2 separate regions of the Homo sapiens genome follow, and region 2 is linked to region 1. Evidence: chromatin loops called from intact Hi-C (ENCODE). Cell type or tissue: PC-3. All regions are shown on one strand. Region 1 holds the start of PTPN13 (protein tyrosine phosphatase non-receptor type 13). Region 2 overlaps PTPN13 (protein tyrosine phosphatase non-receptor type 13).

What was found. Hi-C counts contacts between places; a loop is a spot of excess contacts. Peaks named below come from ENCODE experiments on the same cell type or tissue, not always from the same donor. Only the 100,000 strongest peaks of a DNase experiment are listed, where the experiment ranks them.
Region 2: it touches region 1 in a loop (2.2-fold over the local background); 5 of 110 quality-filtered maps call a loop at or near these places.

The regions. Positions count from the first base shown.
Region 1 is chr4:86,593,155-86,598,154 of GRCh38, forward strand. It overlaps PTPN13 (protein tyrosine phosphatase non-receptor type 13), which reads left to right and starts at 1,161. Exons shown (of 48, transcript NM_080683.3): 1 at 1,161-1,635. It also overlaps a transcript of MAPK10 not described here. RefSeq lists an enhancer at 812-1,398. In PC-3, a CTCF peak has its summit at 1,942; a DNase peak (open chromatin) is centred at 1,057; H3K4me3 peaks cover 4,326 bases; H3K27ac peaks cover 860 bases.
Region 2 is chr4:86,722,892-86,727,891 of GRCh38, forward strand. The region is part of intron 10 of PTPN13 (protein tyrosine phosphatase non-receptor type 13); the gene reads left to right. Among named protein-coding and RNA genes, the nearest start is that of SLC10A6, 120 kb to the right of the region's middle. In PC-3, no CTCF peak of the experiment used is centred here; no DNase peak of the experiment used is centred here.

The sequences.
Region 1 (5,000 bases):
TCATTCATCATACATGTATGGCAGCCTCAGGGGCTAGGGAACCTAGGATTGCTGCTTTGACTTTTTTTGGGGAAGCCAAATAAGCCTCAGATCTCTCCACTTTGGAGCCAGCCATGAAATTCAGATTTACCTAGGGCTCAACATTAAGGGTCTCAGACTAAATTTATCTTCAGGTACCCTTTCCAGAGTGGACCAGTTTACCTTATACCTCTGAGAATAACCCAAAACTTTCAAAACTCAAATCACAGGATATTATTTGTTCATGAATTCAGCAAGACTCTCTTGTTTAACTATTGAAACTCAAATATTTCGGCTTGCAGCAAGGAGGGGTACAGCTGTCTGGATATACCTTGGCCAAATTTCAGTGTATATAGAAAAGTGGGAGGTTATCGACTATGTTAAACCTTTTCCTTAAATTTTCAAACTTCGGGATTATTTTAGTCTCATAGATAAAATAACAAGGCAAGTATTTACAAACTTTTTTCAAAAATATGAGAATTTCAGTTTTCCCTAGGGCATTTGGCGTTGTGCTGTCACCACACTTTTGAAGATAGCTTTACAACCGTGGGAAAACTCACCGGGCTTTTTTCGTTGACCCCGCCATTTCTAAGTTGCTATATTGCTGCAAGGAGCTGGCAAAGCCATGCTCTTCCTCTCCCCCATTCTCCTCTTCCTTTCAAAGACCAAAGCGCCCCGTGAGAATATAGAAACAAGGCTGAGAGGCAGCGAAGAGTAAGGGAGGAGCCAGCACTTACGCATTTTTCACTCTCCTCCTCACTCCCTAGGGTCATAGTTTTGATTCTGAAGTTAGAAGTGTGGGGGTCGTCGGCTGCATTTTCAACTTGGCCTAAAAGTTGGAGTTCACCACACTGCAGGCGCTAGGAACTCTGCCGCTCGGTCACCAACCTGAGCCTCTGGCTAGTCCGAAGAACGCGAAAAGCCAGGCCCAAGGCACTGGTTGTCATGGCAACCGGGGCGCTGGTCTCCCTGGCGACCTCGTCCCTAGGGAGGAGGTGGAGCTGGATGCCAGGCGGGCCAATGAGGTCGAGGGGAGCTCGGGGTGGGAGATCTGCGGTCCTCCCAGTGCCGGGGAATGGTTGAGTGACAGGACCGGGGGGGCGGAGCCGGCGCGGCTGCCCGAGGTGGAGCCCCAGTGGTGCGAGTAGCTCCAGCGGCCACGCTGAGGCGAGGGTGACACACCATGCTCACGGCCCCTGGAGACCGTCGTGCTGGCGAGCCGTGCTCCGTAGCTCCCCGGTCCGCCTCGGCAGCGGTCAGAGTCGCCTACAGGAGTTGAGCCGCCCGCGCCAGAAGGTTTTGGCGAAGCTCTTGGAGAGGCGTCGAGCACAGTAGGGCGGCGGGGGTGCGTTGAGCGCTCGGGGGTCAGGCAGTCGGCCGGGATCGCCGCTGGGGAGCGTTTCCGAGGCGAGGAGGAGGAGGAGGAGATGCTGCTCCTCTTCTCCCCCTCCCCAGGCTCCTTCTACAGCTCCTTCAGCCCACGCCCGCAGCCGCTTGTGGGAGAAGTGGTGGTGGCTCTCGGCGCCCGCGGCGGCTGCCGGCGGCCCGCCCCGACGCCGCGTCCCTGCAGCCCTCGCCCGGCGCTCCAGTAGCAGGACCCGGTCTCGGGACCAGCCGGTAAGGACGAGAGCCGCCCTGGGCTCTGCGCTGCATGTGCAGAAGTGCAAAACAAAGTACATTGCGCTCGTTCTCTTCCTCCTCTCTCTGCTTTCGCTCCAGTCCCTAAACCCAACTCCTCGGTTGCCCTGGTAGAAGGAACTTTTCTTTGGTTTTGGTGGTGGGTGTTTTTGTACGTTAGAGTGGGGGTGGGGTGACTGGAGTGGGGAAGAATGAGATGAAACTCCATTGCTAATTAGGTAGATCCATCTCCTCTGCGGAAGAAAGCCGGATTCTCGGGAATGAAACCCACAGGGGGAGTAAGAGATTGTGGGGTAATAGGGAGTGACATTGCCCCGTCGTGCTTGCACAGCTCCGCTCTGTGCGTGCTTAAGGGAAGGGCTCCCGGAGTCTGTTTCTAATTTCTGCAAATGATTGTGGAGATGGTGTGGTTAGAGGCCGCCCAGAAGAATGTGTGTGTAAGGGCTCGAGAAGGGGGTGGGATGGCGGGGAAGCAGAGGAAGAGGGGGCAGAGGGAGAGACACTGTCTGATGCAAGGTCTTTTATTGCTTTTCTTCTGCTTGCTAAAGTTAACACTCTACCCTCCGGCCCCCTAGCCCCACCGCTTTGCTCATTACGTGATACTGTAAGAGCAGACAGCTGGGAAGCTAAAGTTAAACCAAAGTCAAGAAAATTCTTACAAAGTTTAATTTCCTTCTGTTGTGAATATAATGGAGAGAGGAGGATGGGGAGAAATATCACTAAGAGATTTACAGCAATACAGTTTTCATTGGCCATACACGTATATGATCGACACCACCGCACACTTCCAACTAATCTGTTCGACAGCCTTGTGTCATTTTCATTTAATTGCATCTTTGAAACAACAAACGCGGTGACTTCATAGGGAGCTGCCTGGAGCTGAGCTCCCTCGCAGAAAATGGGGCAATCGGGTTTGTTTTCAAGGCAGGACCTGAACAAAATGTAGGACACCTGATCTGTGGGATGAAGGGCGCTGGTAACTAATTATAAATTTTAAGATTTTAAAATTTATATCTAGAAAGTTTACTAAAGGATGGGGGGGGGAGTAAAAGTGCATGTATTATGAAACAAGCTTAGGTATTTTCCTAAAGTCTTCATGACTGTGTTGGCAGGGTCCAGGTGAAAACTTGCTTCATGCTCATTGGCTGCTTGTAGTGGTGCCAATATACAAATTATTTCTCGTTTTAATATCACTAGGAGCATTTGTTAGTAAATTCATACATATATTGATTTAGTAAATTTATACAGAGGCGCACTGACTGACGTCCAATCTTGTTTATTATACTTTGTTCATAACATTGTGTTCTACTTGATGTTCTAGAGGCTTTGTGGGAGTATGTGTGGGGAGAGGATAGGATGGAAATTAGAACTAAAAACAGAAAAATATTTGAGGTTAGTTGTTAAGAAAAGGACTGATTTCATAGTGTTTTTCACTTTTACAATTAGAGAATGATAGCTTGCTTTACCATTATGTAGGTTTATCTTTGAATTTGCATTTGTCCCACCATTTTTACTTGCATGTAAAGCCTAGTTATATTTTGGAGGGTGATTACCAGCATCCAAAAATATAAATGGCTTTTCATGTCACAAGTAACATACACGCACACCATTAAAACCAGTGTCAATTTAAAAGTCAGATTTTAATTCTATGATGGGGTCACGTTATAAAACTTAGGTCATCTTTTTGTTGTTGTTTTTGAGGGCTGCCTCCTAAATACGGTATGTGAATGTGAGAATTAGCTAATCATTTGTTTTGGAGTAGATAATATAAATGATAGGTGTTCATCTTTAAATGAATGAAATTTATGTATTCTTTGTTATTGAGAAAAACGGGTGTTGATTTGTTCTGTCTTTAATGTGTTAAGGATTGGATGGGGAAGTGTTGTAGCTTCTCCCGTATCAATGGGGTGTATATTTTTCCAGCTCATCTTAGTGCCCAGCCCCAAATGTACTGGAGAGAAGGACTGTAAGGGATAAACTATTACTTCTTTTTTTTCCTCTTCACCCTCTTCTTTTGACAGAGGGTGTAATTTTTAAATAAACCCCAAAACATTTTTATGCATAATTAAATTATAATTAACACCATTTGAAATGAAAAAGAAACACAACCATACTCCAAGCCAGTGCATTTAGTAGTTACTCCTGTCAACATATTCTTGTTTTGGAATATGCTTTGGGAGAACTCTGTGTAGTTCAAAGTATTCTCCTGTTTGCCTCTGATGCAACCAAGTACGACTCATTTGAGTTAATATCACTTTACAAGGTAGGGGCCTGAGAAAGGAGAAAAGATAATGGGCCTTAGGATAGAAGAATCAGTGCTGATGGAAATGACGAGAATCTTTTGGGCTGGGCTTCCTTTTTTTTTTTTTTCCCTGAAAAACTCTCTTTTAATTTGAAAATTAAAATGGGTCAAATAACTTAGGAACTAAATGTTTTAAAGATAGCTTTTAAGATAGGGTCTCTGTTGCCCAGTTTGGAATGCAGTGGCTCGATCATGGCTCACTGCTGCCTCAACTTACCAGGCTCAAGCAATCCTCCTAACTCAGCCCCCAAAGTAGCAGGTACCACAGGTGTACAACACCACACCTAGCTAATTTTGTTTATTTTATTTTTTTAAATAGAGACAATGTCTCGCTGTATTGACCAAGGCTAAAAGATAGCTTTTAATGAGTACATTAATGTAGGACTTTTAATGGCTTAAGTTAAAGTTGAAAGTTTCATACTAGCTGTAAATGTCCCATCAAAACTCCCGTCTGTAAACTGCTTTGGGAGGTGGAGTTCTAATAATCCTTTGAGTTTGGGAAGAAAATGAAAACACCTTTAAGACCCTTATTCTTGTTTAGTGTCAGGCACTGTGAATAAGCACCCTGCTCTATCCTGCCCAACCCTGTTCCCAAGAATGTGTGACTGTCACTAATAGTAAGGCAGTAGGTGGGCCATTTCTTAGGATAAAAAGAGAAGAATTCCTAAATAATCTTGTATAGAGGCTGGTGTAGATTTAAACCATAAACTTCACATGTTTTTCCCAGAGTTTGCTATCAAATGCATGGGAAATACAGGAACAGGGTCTGGTTCAAGTGCTTGTTTAGATGTGTTTGCCTTATCCTGTGCTCTGCCATTGAATCCTGCTTTTTTAATTTTTGTTTTGTTTTGATTTGTTTTCACACTGGAAAAGTATGAAAATTCTCTGAAACAAACTGTCTCAAAGAAAATCCTTCTGCATAGTATAAAAAGTGTGGAGGACTGCTGTCTGACAAATATGTATCCAAATCCTAGAGACTAAGTTTATTTTTAATAATTTAATAATATATACTTCTCAAGGCTTTTTTGCTTTGTTGTGCTTT
Region 2 (5,000 bases), 130 kb after region 1:
TTAAAAGAGGACTCCATTAGCTCCAAACATCATATCCTCACATTTACAGTATCCAAAGACAGGAAGGACCAAGTCTGTATCTTGTATCTTGTGGGTGGATATTTTTATGTATCTGTTCTTCTAGTTGATGTATTTTTCTTTCAACCTATGACAATATATTTTTATAAACATAAAATCAAAATGAACAGTTCTTTTCTCATGTAAAATATCTTAAATGTTTTACAACTTCTACATTATTGTTAGTGTTATAAAATACTTTATTATGTGACTTTACTGTGTACTGTAATTTCTTTAGTCAGTTCCAATTACTGGACATTTTAAATGTTTCTAATTAGCTGTTGAAAGTAATGCTCTAAAGCAGGGCTCCACAGGCCAGCATTGGTCCATGGCCTGGTCACAGCAGGAGGTGAGCAAGGAGCTAGCATTGCCACCTGAGCTCCACCTCCTGTCAGATCAGCAGCAGCACTAGATTCTCACAGGAGCATGAACCCTGTTGTGAACTGCGTTGCATGTTCCTTATGAGAATCTAATGCCTGATGATCTGAGGTGGAACAGTTTCATCCCAAAACCATCCCCTCCTACCTGTCTGTGGAAAAATTTTCTTCCACGGAACCTGTCCCTGGTGCCAAAAAGATCGGGGACCGCTGCTTTAATTAACATCCCTGCAGCTAACTCATTGCAGATAACTTTCTCCAAGTAAAATAGTCAATTCAAAGGCAGACACCGTTTAAGACATTTGATACGTATTGTCAAATTACCCTCCCAAAAGTTTGTGCCAGTTTTTGCTTCCTATGATCGTGCCTGTTTCTTCATATTCTTATGTATTCTGGATATTATCATTCTTTTTTACTATCATCAGCTTGAAAGGTGAAGCAATATTTCATTTGTAACATTAGTTTAAAATAATTCTTAAAAAGCAAAATAAATAATAGTAAACCTGGTAAAATCTAGAATGATTTTTTTCTTTTTAGTTCTGCACTAAGAAATTGTATTACCCTATACTGTTTTCATTTTCTGTTCTTTGCTTCAGAGAATTATCTTAAAAGCACATTTGTATGCTCTGAAGATAATAGAATTCAAATTTCCTTCACAGTATTCTAAGGAGAAAAAGCTGTTGGTTGGTGAAAATTGCATTGAACTACAAATTGGAAGACATGTATTCTATTCCTTATGATGCTGTTATATGACTTTATGTAAATTTTAAAACCTCTTTATTCCTCATTGTGCTAATTTTTAAAATGTGGAATTGGATTGTAGTTTATAAAACACTATCCAATTTTTAAAGTTTTTAGATTCCAATAAAATATAACTGAACATATTTCAGGTAAAAGGAAGAAACTCAATAGGGCTTCATCAATTCATTATTACCAATATCTACATCAAAACTAAGTAATAGGCAGGATGTCATACAATATAGTGTGGACTTCCAATATAATAATTCAGTGAACAGCACAAACTGCACGTACATATACACCCCTTTTTCCTAAACCACAGTTTTAGAGAGCTAAGCTAGACTTTGGTTCATTCACAATTCATAAATTATAGATCGTACCTTTATAGCATGCCACTGTGATATGTCATCTCGCTAAAAACCTGTTTCCTTTTTTAGGCAGTCAATTTCTAGCTATTTCAAACCAAACATTTCTTTGCCAGAGATATTTTGTGTCAGTGATTAGATAATTTGAACTACTGGTCATTAAAAGACTACCTAGTATTTTTTCTGAAAAGAGCTGGAGGTTATATTTTTGAGGCTGAAAAGGGTAATGGGGTTTGGAGGTACAGTTTGAATTAATATTCTTTCCCACAGCATAAATGTTTAGGATTTTTTTTTCTTTTGGTGCAGACACATCTTAACTTCTTCATACCCTGTTTCCATAGTTGATCTTTATTATATTCTGTGTTTCCCATGGCAGACCACTTTCATTCTTTTTTTTTTATTATTATACTTTAAGTTCTAGGGTACATGTGCACAACATGCAGGTTTGTTATGTAGGTAGACATGTGCCATGTTGGTTTGCTGCACCCATCAACTCATCATTTACATTAGGTGTTTCTCCTAATGCTATCCCTCCCCCAGCCCCCCACCCCCCAACAGAACTTGGTGTGTGATGTTTCCCGCCCCGTGTCCATGTGTTCTCATTGTTCATTTCCCACCTATGAGTGAGAACATGTGGTGTTTGGTTTTCTGTCCTTGTGATAGTTTGCTTAGAATGATGGTTTCCAGCTTCATCCATGTCTGTGCAAAGGACATGAACTCATCCTGTTTTATGGCTGCATAGTATTCCATGGTGTATATGTGCCACATTTTCTTTATTCAGTCTATCATCGATGGACATTTGGGTTGGTTTCATGTCTTCGCTATTGTGAACAGTGCTGCAATAAACATACATGTGCATGTGTCTTTATGGTAGCGTGATTTATAATCCTTTGGGTATATACCCAGTAATAGGATCGCTGGGTCAAATGGTGTTTCTAGTTCTAGATTCTTGAGTAATCGCCACACTGTCTTCCACAAAGGTTGAACTACTTTACGCTCCCACCAACAGTGTAAAAGCGTTCCTATTTCTCCACATCCTCTCCAGCATCTGTTGTTTCCTGACTTTTTAATGATTGCTTTTCTAACTGGCATGAGATGGTATCTCATTGTGGTTTTGATTTGCATTTCTCTGATGACCAGTGATGATGAGCATTTTTTCATGTGTCTGTTGGCTGCATAAATGTCTTCTTTTGAGAAGTGTCTGTTCATATCCTTTGCCTGTTTTTCAGTGGGGTTGTTTGTTTGTTTCTTGTAAATTTGTTGAAGTTCTTTGTAGATTCTGGATATTAGCCTTTTGTCAGATGGGTAGATTGCAAAAATTTTCTCCCATTCTGTAGGTTGCCTGTTCACGCTGATGGTAGTTTCTTTTGCCATACAGACACTCTTTAGTTTAATTAGATACTGTTTGTCTATTTTGGCTTTCGTTGCCATTGCTTTTGGTGTGTTAGTCATGAAGTCCTTACCCATCCCCATGTCCTGAATGGTATTGCCTAGGTTTTCTTCTAGGATTTTTATGGCTTTAGGTCTAACATTTAAGTCCTTAATCCATTGTGAATTAATTTTTGTATAAGGTGGAAGGAAGGGATCCAGTTTCAGTTTTCTACATATGGCTAGCCAGTTTTCCCAGCACCATGTATTAAATAGGGAATCCTTTCTACATTTCTTGTTTTTGTCAGGTTTGTCAAAGATCAGTTGGTTGTAGATGTGTGGTGTTATTTCTGAGGCCTCTGTTCTGTTCCATTGGTCTATATCTCTGTTTTGGTACCAGTACCATGCTGTTTTGGTTACTGTAGACTTGTAGTATAGTTTGAAGTCAGGTAGCATGATGCCTCCAGCTTTGCTCTTTTTGCTTAGGATTGTCTTGGCTATGTGGGCTCTTTTTTGGTTCCATATGAACTTTAAAGTAGTTTTTTCTTATTCTGGGAAGAAAGTCATTGGTAGTCTGATGGGGATGGTATTGAATCTATAAATTACTTTGGGCAGTATGGCCATTTTCATGATATTGATTCCTCCTATCCGTGAGCATGGAATTTTCTTCCATTTGTGTGTGTCTTTTATTTCGTTGAACAGTGGTTTGTAGTTCTGCTTGAAGAGGTCCTTTATATCCCTTGTAAGTTGAATTCCTAGGTATTTTATTTTCTTTGTAGTAATTGTGAATGGGAATTCACTCATGATTTGGCTGTTTGTCTGTTATTGGTGTAGAGAAATGTTTGTGATTTTTACACATTGATTTTGTATCCTGACACTTTGCTGAAGTTGCTTATCAGCTTAAGGAGATTCGGGGCTGAGACGATGGGGTTTTCTAAATATACAATTATGTCATCTGCAAACAGGGACAATTTGACTTCCTCTTTTCCTAATTGAATACCCTTTATTTCTTTCTCTTGCCTGATTGCCCTAACCAGAACTTCCAACACTATGTTGAATAGGAGTGGTGAGAGAGGGCATCCTTGTCTTGTGCTGGATTTCAAAGGGAATGCTTCCAGTTTTTGTCCATTTAGTATGATATTGGCTGTGGGTTTGTCGTAAATAGCATTTATTATTTTGAAGTAAGTTCCACCAATACCTAGTTTATTGAGAGTTTTTAGCATGAAGGGCTGTTTAATTGTGTTAAAGGCCTTTTCTGCATCTATTGAGATAATCATGTGGTTTTTGTAGTTGTTTCTGTTTATGTGTTGAATTACATTTATTGATTTGCCTATGTTGAACCAGCCTTGCATGCCAGGGATGAAGCCCACTTGATCCTGGTGGATAAGCTTTTTGGTGTGCTGCTGGATTTGGTTTGCTAGTATTTTATTGAGGATTTTCACATTGATGTTCATCAGGGATATTGGTCTAAAATTCTCTGTTTTTGTTGTGTCTCTGCCACACTTTGGTATCAGGACAATGCTGGCCTCATAAAATGAGTTAGGGAGGATTCCCTCTTTTTCTATTCATTGGAATAGTTTCAGAAGGAATGGTACCAGCTCCTCTTTGTACCTCTGGTAGAATTCGGCTGTCAGTCTCTCTGGTCTTGGACTTTTTTTGGTTGGTAGGCTATTAATTATTGCCTCAATTTCAGAGCCTGTTATTGGTCTAATCAGAGATTTGACTTCTTCATGGTTTAGTCTTGGGAGGGTGTATGTGTCCAGGAATTCATCCATTTCTTCTAGATTTTCTAGTTTATTTGCATAGAGGTGTTTATAGTATTCTCTGATGGTAGTTTGTATTTCTGTGGGATCGATGTTGATATCCCCTTTATCGTTTTTTATTGTGTCTATTTGATTCTTCTCTCTTTTCTTCTTTATTAGTCTTGCTAGCAGTACATCAATTTTGTTGATCTTTTCAAAAAACCAGCTCCTAAATTCATTGATTTTTTTGAAGGGTTTTTTCTGTCTCTATCTCCTTCAGTTCTGCTCTGATCTTAGTTATTTCTTGCCTTTTGCTAGCTTTTGAATTTGTTTGCTCTTGCTTCTCTAGTTCT